Regions from separate parts of the Mus musculus genome. Here region 1 is linked to region 2. Evidence: chromatin loops called from intact Hi-C (ENCODE). Cell type or tissue: gastrocnemius. All regions are shown on one strand.

Evidence for each region. Peaks named below come from ENCODE experiments on the same cell type or tissue, not always from the same donor. Only the 100,000 strongest peaks of a DNase experiment are listed, where the experiment ranks them.
Region 1: it touches region 2 in a loop (5-fold over the local background); 13 of 42 quality-filtered maps call a loop at or near these places.

What each region holds. Positions count from the first base shown.
Region 1 is chr15:91,302,299-91,307,298 of GRCm38, reverse strand. The region is part of intron 7 of Slc2a13 (solute carrier family 2 (facilitated glucose transporter), member 13); the gene reads left to right. Among named protein-coding and RNA genes, the nearest start is that of CN725425, 110 kb to the right of the region's middle. In gastrocnemius, a CTCF peak has its summit at 2,664 (motif pointing right); a DNase peak (open chromatin) is centred at 2,668.
Region 2 is chr15:90,990,219-90,995,218 of GRCm38, reverse strand. Kif21a (kinesin family member 21A) reads left to right here. Exons shown (of 37, transcript NM_001109040.2): 5 at 744-878; 6 at 1,351-1,518; 7 at 3,394-3,509. Among named protein-coding and RNA genes, the nearest start is that of Gm52216, 36 kb to the left of the region's middle. In gastrocnemius, a CTCF peak has its summit at 2,178 (motif pointing left); no DNase peak of the experiment used is centred here; H3K27ac peaks cover 660 bases.

The sequences.
Region 1 (5,000 bases), 310 kb before region 2:
TATCAACAAACAGAAATTCACATGAGTCCTGATTCTGTTAAAAGCCTGACAAAATTAATGGCAAAAGTTAATTTTTTTTCTATTCTTGTGAGGCAGGGTCTTGCTATATATCCCTGTCTGGCCTTGAACTCGGAGCGACTTTCCTGCCTCTGCCTCCTGAGTACTGGGATCAAAAGTGTAGCTGCCACCCAGCTTAAATGTTCATCTTTTTCTTACCCATTTTTCAGACTTCTTTAAAAGTAGGTCAACATTCAATTTGGTATCTAGCGAGTCTCATCAAGCACAAATGCCTTACAGTGCATATTCTTTGTGATCTCTTCCAATGGTACCAGACTTCTGTGACTCATCTAGATCGTTGATATACTCTTTCATTGATGTAAGTCGATGCTGTCCCTGCAGTGAGACATTATATATGTAATTAAAGGGTAATTTAAAAGGCATCAGAAAGTCTTTTCAAGACTTTCAAGTTAACTGCTTTCTCCTTTATGTTTGGCTTGTGATAAGGAAAAAGAAAATTGAGTAAAAGTAGATTGCAATTGAATATTCTGATATGATGATTTAATAACATTTTATCCCTTTAGAACTTTACAGCTAAGTTAGATGTGTAGCTTCAGATAAACTTATTGTCTGTAGTGCTCAGAAAATAGCAGCTGTAGTGTAGAGATGCCAGCCTTGCGTGCGCCTTTAAGGTGTTTGGAGTGGAAAAGCTAAGAGTGGCTGCCGCTGTTTCCACATCCTTTTACAGAGTGCTGTGGAAATCTTCACAGACCATCGGTTATGTGTATTGGTGTGTGCTTGTATCAGAAAAGCATGAGACACATATCCCAGGGCTCTTTAGACTGTGGCATGTTTCCAAGACTTACCAGTACAGCCTCGTACCGCATACTAGCACACAGTGACATGTGGCATGCCTTTACAGCTATGAGGATATTTTCTCTTACCAGTATTATCTGGTAAGATTATAATTCTGACAGTTATCTGGAGAGTTAAGGAACATAGCATTGCTTCTTTTATAGCTTTATGATGTACACACATACATATATGTCAAACTAGATGTTAAAATATGAAGGTGGATGAGTAAAAGCAACTTCACCATATTGTCTTTCTTCTCTCACCTCCACACGGATGCTGTGTCACAAGCATGCTCATAGACACACACAAACACACAAATAATAATTTTAATCTAATTTTATCATTTTATTTATAGCACAAATTTTATCTATTCACAATTAAAGAATGTTGAACAACAACTCGATTGCCCTAAGTGAAAAAAAAAGAGTCCGTCACACATTGCCAAAAAGTGTACATATTCAATGTGGAGAAGTAATATAAAAAACATTTCTTCACATGAGGCCTGTCCTTAAAATAACATTTTAAGTTTAGCAAGCGTATTAGTCAGCGTTCTCAAAAGAAACAAACTGATTGGGACATTACAGTCTGGGTGGCCCAACACTGGCTGCCTTCACTAGAGTCTGAGGACTGGCAGTGCCCAGTCCCCTGGGCTAGAGTCTCAGCAGTGCTCCAGACAGTGCTCAAAGCCTGGAGGATTCCTGGGAACCCATGGTCTTCAGTCCACATTGGAAGGAAAAAAAAAGAATCTGGATTCTTACCTTAGTAAAGAATGTCAATGGCTGTGCTGGTGGCAGCCACAGCTAATGAACTCATAGAAAGATGCAAATATGGATAGATGAATGGTGCTCAACCTTCCTAATGCTGTGACCCTTTAATGCAGTTCCTCATATTGCGCTGACTCCCAGCCACAAAATTATGTTCTCTGCTACTTCATATTGCCATCTTGCTACTGTTATAAATCGCTGAGAACCGCTAGGGTAGATGAACGCACCAGTCTGACAAGAAGGCAAAGACATAAAACACAAAAGCCTTTCCCCTCAGACCTCCTTGGATCCCTGTTGCTGCCAGAAATCCCACCACATTCACAGGCAGTCTTTCCACTTCACTTACTGTAATCAAGAGAATTCCTCCCAGGTGCGCCCAGGCTCTGCCTCCAGCTCAGCTCCATACCCACTCAAGTTGTCAACAAGATCAAGCATCAGAGCCAGCAAAAGTCAGTTCAGAACAATTCTGCGCATCTAGCAAAATACTGCAACAATTTTAACACCGCTAGAATGTAAGACATTCGTCATCTCTTGTCTTGACAAGGCCTAGCGGCATAGCTCTTTGTTCTGTCGCCTGCAGAGGAACGCAAATGCTTACCCAGGTCCTGAGTGCTAGTCTTTGACAAAAATTATACATCTGAGGCTTTACGTAGATTGTACATGTAAGACTGCCCCTGGAAATGTAACAGTAGCAATAATCTTATAAGAAACGCTTGAATATGCATTATCTAGAAATATTTTATTTCTGTAACTGTGTCTTAACGTCAGTAGGCCTCAGTTCAACCAGATCTGTCCCCAAACAACACTGTCCCCAAACAACACTGTAATCCCTTTGAAATAGCTCGTGATTTGGGAACAGATGTCAAAATTCTCTATACATCTCTCAGTGCCATCAGAGAAACCACATAAGTCGTATCTGATGTGTCTAAGTTGCTGTATAGAGAATGGTTGCTAGGCCCTACTGTGTCCAGATTCTCCAAGTTCTTAAAAGGGCTACACCCAAGGAAGCAGTTACAGCATTACAGAGGCACTAGGCTTTTTCCCAGCAGGTGGCAGTGTTGTCAAAGGTTTTATCTCTGTAAGAAGTGACCCTCTTCTGGTTGAAAATGCCCCCACCTATTAAGAAAGCTGTTAATCCTGGGTCCCGTTTACGTGGCTTGCATGAATCCAAGTCCTCTCTTAAAGCATAGAGAGTTGTACATAAGGCAGGACCAAGCATTTGTCTTGTCGTCTACAAAGGCATCTACTTATACAATGCTCCTATAATTGCTGTTTCCAGTTTTAGACCAAGCCTTCCCTCTACGTCTGCAGTGGCCATGTGGTTTTGCAGGAAAAACGCATCCTGTCCCTTTTTAAAGTTTGGAGATCCAGTTTCCACACATTATGAAGGATACAAGTGAGTCCTTAGGAATTGAAGAGGAGTTGCCATACTGGGAAAGAAAAAGTAGTGGAGAGGGCTTCCCATGCCTTGTCTAAATACTTCTAAATGGTGGCTGTATCCTCCTTGCCTCCCAGACAAGGGAGTTTCCATTCTGTCTTGAATGGAAACTCAGGAGAGACCCCAAAAGAAAGAGTTGTGGTCCCGGGCACAACATAACACAAATAAATGATGGCCGTAGGGAAGTCTCTCACTTGGGACTGCTACATCACACAAAACAGGTCGCCCCAAAATAGGTGTGACAGCCTCAATCTGACACAGCAAATGAAGTGACCTCATCTCTTAGCTGCTTTTGATTTTTGCTACCTGTGAGTCTTTGGGGGTGGGGGGTTGAAGGATGAGTAAAACTTATTTTCTGTCATAGACTTTAGGAGAAAGCTCTTAGCAAAACCCATGTATCCCATACAAACGCTTGTAAATTAACAGAACTTTTACAAACCCAGTGAATGCTGTTTCGAATAAACAAAAAGACCTTTAGTGAAGGTTTTTATGCTTATTGTCTCTGTAAAACGTTTGCCTGAGGAGATACTCTTAGTGGTAGTTTACAGCATCTTAATGTTTTATGAACTAACTCGGAGCGCTGAATATATCATTTTAGTAAGTATTAAGAAGTTTAGAGTATCTAAATTTATAACATCAGGCAGTATAGATTTAGCAAGTCAATTCTACGAAGGGAGAGTTGAAATGAAATTGTATTTATGACCCAGCAAAGCAGAGGAAGTGCATCTGGCTGTACTTAAAGCTTTGTGAGAGGTCCTTTAGTCACTTGACTGTTTCCACATTAACATTTGAATCCTAAACAACCAGCAAACTCGGATTTGGCATCTCACTGCCTACATTTCCCTTAGGATGGACAGAGAGAACGCCCTTCACAAGAAGTGAAGATGCCAGAGCACAGCAACCTGTGAGTCTAAGATCTGGGTAAAAATGCCTACACATGGTGGGCATCCTGAGCCTATTAGATCTGGACTCACACAGACTGGGTCAGAGGGGTTGTTTTCTCTGTTAGATATGGAACGATGGAGGTGCGGTGGAAATAGAAGAAGGCAGGCAGGCATCTCCAGAAGCAGAATTATTCTTAAATCAGGCTACCATCCTTCCATGGAAGTGAGACCTTGTGCATACGGTGTGACGGTTTTGGGGTCTTACAGGATGGGTAAGGGGGAATGCTGGGGATGACAGTCCATCCGCAGGTCCCTTCCTCTGTGTCGGGAAGTGGTAGAGCCCTGCAGATTTGCCATATGGATCTTACCAGAAGCTTCCGTAGGCATTGTCAGTCAAGTACACCTGAAGCCTGTAAGTCATTAACTTTCATACGGGGTCAAACCTCAGTCCACCCTTGAGCCTTGTAGGTCATGAAGCCTTTACTCTGCGGTCTGTGGAATCCTTATATAGATCAGCCTTTAATGGGTCTGTTGCTGCTACCATCAAGTTTCTAGCTTCCATTAAGTTAACTATCACACTCATCAACTAATAAGCAAAAGAGCACCTCAACATAATTATATTAGGAACAGAGATGGGAGGCAGGTAAAAATCAAGACCTGAGTTAACTCTCTGGAACCCATGTTGAAGAAGAAGGAGGAGGAGGAAGAGGAAGAAGAAGAAGAGGAAGAAGAGGAAGAAGAAGAGGAAGGAGGAGAAGAAGAAGGAGGAGGAGGAGGAGGAGAGGAAGAAGAGGAAGAAGAGGAAGAAGAGGAAGAGGAAGAAGAAGAAGAAGAAGAAGAAGAAGAAGAAGAAGAAGAAGAAGAAGAAGAAGAAGAAGTAGTAGTAGTCAGCTACATACAGTGAACACATTTGTAATTCTAGCACTCCTAAAACAAGATGGGAGGCAGAGACAGAGATCCTGGCAAGCTTGAGCTGGCACAAAGTTACGTGGCACATCGGAAACAAGGGGGAAACAACCTTGCCTCAACAGGTTGGAAGGGAGAAATCTCTCACTACGTCCT
Region 2 (5,000 bases):
AGGAACCTGGTGCCCACATGATGGAAGGAAAACCAATCCCCAAACTTCCAAATGTTGCTGTCTGATCCTATGCATGTACTATGTCTGACGCGTGTGCACACACACTGACATATGAATTGATGCCAAAATGAATTTAATGGAATACTGTTGCTAACTCCTTAGCATAACGTTTGTGTCTTGCTAATTCTTTACCATAACAACACCGAGAGAGGCCGTCATCCTTGGCAGATGATGTCTGAAGTTGGGTGCAGTGTGTGTACAGCTCACATGCCAGAGCTACAGAGGGCTAAACTGTGCTGAAGTACGAGGTTGTAATCCATTCGTTCTTTGCTCGTGAGGTTTAGGATTGTGTCTTGGCTTTTATAGGGACGCATTTAAGAAAAAAATAATAATCTTAAAAAAAATGAGAAGAAAAAACTCAAACAGGGACGCCTAACTGATTCGGATTACTGTGGAGTCCGTCGTCCCAAAGCCTTCTACTGTAACAGTTTGGAGTGGAAGCTGTAAATGTCAGCATAGGACGGACAATGGGACTTAGTGTTTTCTCCTAGTCAAAAAAAAAAAAAAAAAAAAGGAGAGTGCACCATTGTACTGAGAAGTTCAGCTGAGATGGGCCTATAACAAAAAGATAGGATGAGAGATCTTCCTTTATGTCCGTCAGCACAGTGGGTTTTAGCCGGCAGCTCAGCCAGAAGGTTGGCTGGTGCCTGTGTGTCAAGTGAAGCTTCTCTTCCCCGTTGCAGATGATGCAGTGTCTGAAGCTGGGCGCTCTCTCGCGCACCACGGCCAGCACCCAGATGAACGTACAGAGCTCTCGTTCACACGCCATCTTTACCATTCACGTGTGTCAAACCAGAGTGTGTCCCCAAACAGATGCTGTGAGTTCATTTTTCTTGTTTCTTAAACATTTTGCCTTTAGATCAGTACATCCTATGCACCTCTGGAGAGGCGTTTGATCCAGTTTTATTTGATTTTATTTGATTTTTTTTCTTCCTCTTAGTTTCCTTTTGTTGTTGTTGTTGTTATTTATTTAAAGGAAGCTGACCAATTGTGTAAGACTTTGGAAAACAAACAAAAATACTGAATATCTGTTTGTTATGACCAAGTGGAGGGGTCATCCTCTAGGCTCTTTGTGGTTAGGGCTGTTTTGTCTATTTTCCTTCATCAGCAGAGCCTTAGTTCAGTACAGCTGGAGATTGCTGTCCAAACTTTTTCTCTGATGTTTTCATTTATGCTTGCATGGCTATGCCACTGTTTCTCCAGCTGTGCAAGGGGGCAGATGTGGACAAGGTTACAGGGTGTTTGATGTCACATTAATGAGGAATCTTCGATTATCTTCCGCCATCCCAGGAGAACGCAACTGATAATAAGCTGATCTCCGAATCGTCGCCAATGAATGAGTTTGAGACGCTGACGGCGAAGTTTCACTTTGTTGATCTGGCGGGATCGGAAAGACTGAAGAGAACCGGAGCTACAGGCGAGAGAGCAAAAGAGGGCATTTCCATCAACTGCGGGCTTGTAAGACCACAAGAGACACGTGCCCTCTCTGCTGTCCCTCTCTGTTTAGCTTGGTTGGTTTGGTGATCATTAAGTAGTGCAGGCTCGCCTCACAATGATTCTCCTGCCTCAGACTTTGCCATCCTGGAGTTATAGACATACATTATCAGGGCCAGCTTCCTTTTCTCTACTGTATTCACAATATATCTCATGGAAATCCTCACTGTCTTGAAGGCTAAAGCAACAGTAATACATTGACCTTCTGACCACACTGTCTGTTATCCCACCCCCACGTCGCGGGCTTTCTTATGTCTTAGTTTGGCTCGCTCAACCTTTCTAGTATGTGCAAAAGCTGACAGATGGGAACAATGTTTTTAAACTTCTTTCCACACTTGAAAACATACATTCAAAGCAAGCCCTTAAAGTTAAGTATTTCCTTGGACAAGACACAAAGGTCACCTTGGTTGACATTTTGTGACACTGGTTTTATTGACTGTGTGGATCATTGGAAAGCTTTTTAACAGTTTATTTTTATTATGTCTTTGTATCTCAGAGTCTGATCTATTTTGTTGGAATTTTGTCCAGAGTCCAGAGATTTATCCATTTTTTTTTTTTTTTTACAAAATAGTTTGTATTAGGAATTAACTTTAATGCTCTGCCACCTAGTGGTATTTTGATAGGCAAACGCCTTGTGGTTGAGTTAGCAGAAGGTTTCATTATGTGCAAGAAAATATTTTAGAACACTCTTTTGCATGCCTTTCCTTCTTGCTCTCCTCATTATAGTATTAGACATCTGTTCCCGTGTAAGGAACAGCACTGCTAAATTCCTGTAATGGTGACACCTGGTCATATGCTTCTACTTGGACCCTTCTTGTCCTGCAGTGGGACCTCCAAACTTTAGGGGTTTTGTTTGTTTGTTTTTAACCAGTGCCCATTGATCCCAGTATGATTACATTTCTGTTAGGAACTGTCCAGTGAAGCTTATTAGAGAGACCCTAATCTCCCAATATCAAGGCCCTCATGGACAGGCTCCCTCGTAGTCAGGCCTGAGCCCTACACTTTGAATGTTGTCTCGGATGGATTAGGACACGTGTCCCGAAAGGGACAAAATCCATTGCTCAATTTCCCGTCGAGGCTGTTGAACTTTGGTGTGGCCAGTACTGAATTCCGTAGATTCTGGAAAAAGAGGCCGAGATACAGTATGACTCATGCCACTTGCTGGATGGTGACTTGGCCCTGACAGTCCGTGTTTCTGGTTGTCTCGTGACTGAAAGCTGATATGATTAGTGTGGGGAATGCGTTCCTCGTGGAGTCCAGCCCGTTCACGGCAGGAAAGTATAGCTATAGAGATATTAATGATTTACCTTTTATAACGTTGGATATTGAACACATATCATGTCATATATATATATATATATATATATATATATATATATATATATATATTTCTAAAGTATTACTTGTGTAGTGAATCCTTGCTCAGGGAAATGACACTAATATTTTCCTTGTGGCTATGAGAAGTATTAGCCACATAGACCATTTGTATTATAGCAGGAAACTTTCAAGGAGCTGGGGACTTGCTAAACGTTTGATTTAAATTGAGAAAAACTCATAATACGAATGAGTAGTTCCCTGAAGATGTAACCTGAGCTCCAGGCATGGTCAGACTTAGTCAGTCTTTAAACATTTCTGTTTTAAGGGAAAATCTCTGGACTCTAAGGGCTATGAGTAACACATGTGTTACTGAGCTTACTTGTATTTGGAAATACAAATGTGAATTAAATCCAAACACGGGGTTCTTAATTTTTATCTTGTTTCCTACAGGCTGTCCTTATTAGTTAAAAGCGCTCTAGTTAATAAGCATATGATTTTCCCCTCTCTCCTTTTCTCTGTCAGTTGGCTCTTGGGAATGTAATCAGCGCCTTGGGGGACAAGAGCAAGAGAGCCACCCATGTCCCTTACAGAGACTCTAAGCTGACAAGACTCTTGCAGGATTCCCTTGGGGGTAACAGGTATGTGTTCATCCGTGTTCTAGGTTTAGATTGCATACAATTTTTAAGGTGTTATCTGTAAGATGATTTATAAGAACTGCTTTTATTTTAAAGCAAATGAATAGGGCAAAAAAGTGACAGATACCTAAAATGTGTAAATCATTTTATACATAATAATTCTGGTAGTACTTATAATATTCTTTGGGTAGTGCTGATATTACTATTTTATTGACGAGTTAAAGTTGGGAAAGTTTGGTGATTTATTGAACACCGTATAAGTTTTAAAGGAAATCAGCAATACATGCTTGTTCTACAGTAGTGTAGCTTCTCATTTGCATACAGGAGAGGCCACAAGAATTTTGTTGGTAATAAATGAAACCTTCTAAATTACCACAAAGTCGTTTAAATATTATTGACAGTTTCTCACAAAGTCTAAGGTCGGAACTTGTTTTGTTATGCTGGAAAAGTTGTCAGAAAATGTCAGTTGGATAAAATGCAGGGCGTTTGCTGACGAGCTGTTGGATTCTGTGCTCTCTTACCCTCTAACCCTTTGCACTGGAGGACTTCATGGCTAAACATTTCCTTCTGCTACACAGTCCCTTCTTTCTCCTCCATTGACTGTGTAAATGGAAACTTTTGGGTTTTTGGCATTTGAATTCATTCATAGCCTATTTCAACAAGTTAAACACGCTCCGCACATTTCCTTGATTATGCTTTTAGTGGTCTAAAAGTCATGTTTATTGAGTAGAGGCCACACAATGAACAATCTGGGAATTACGTCTCTTTTTGGACTGCAATTTTTTAAAAAAGACTTTTGAATAATTTTGAATTTAGGTTTAAAATCAGTTTGCCTTAGAAAAAGATCTGTGTAATCCAGCAGCGTTTTAAAATATCTCTTCCTTTTATGTAATCTTGGCATGGTCTTCTTTCTCTTTAGATGTATTGCATGTTTGAATGCAATATGGCTTCCTTTGTTGCATATTTTAAAACCTGTTTTTAGTATTTTCCGTATGTTTTTCAGGATCAATCTAGTTTCATAACAAAGTAAAAATTGTTTTTGAGCCCAATGAACATTTTCTAATTTCCTTCCTTCCCTTCCCTTCCCTTCCCTTCCCTTCCCTTCCCTTCCCTTCCCTTCCCTCCCCCTCCCCCTCCCCCTCCCCCTCCCCCTCCCCCTCCCCCTTCCTTCCTTCCTTCCTTCCTTCCTTCCTTCCTTCCTTCCTTCCTTCCCTCCCTCCCTCCCTCCCTCCCTCCCTCCCTCCCTCCCTCTCTCTCTTTCTTTCTTTCTTTCTTTCTTTCTTTTGTTTTCCTTTTTTGCTTTTGAGACAGGGTCTTTCTGTATAGCCCTGGCTGCCCTGAGACTTCCTATGTTAGACCAAGGCTGACCTTGAGCTCACAGAGATCTACTTGCCCCCGCCTCCCAAGGGCTGGGGTTAAAGGTGTGCCCCACCACACTCAGCCCTCAGCCCTGTGTTCCTTTAAAGGTACAATTCTATAACTTGAACTGTGAAA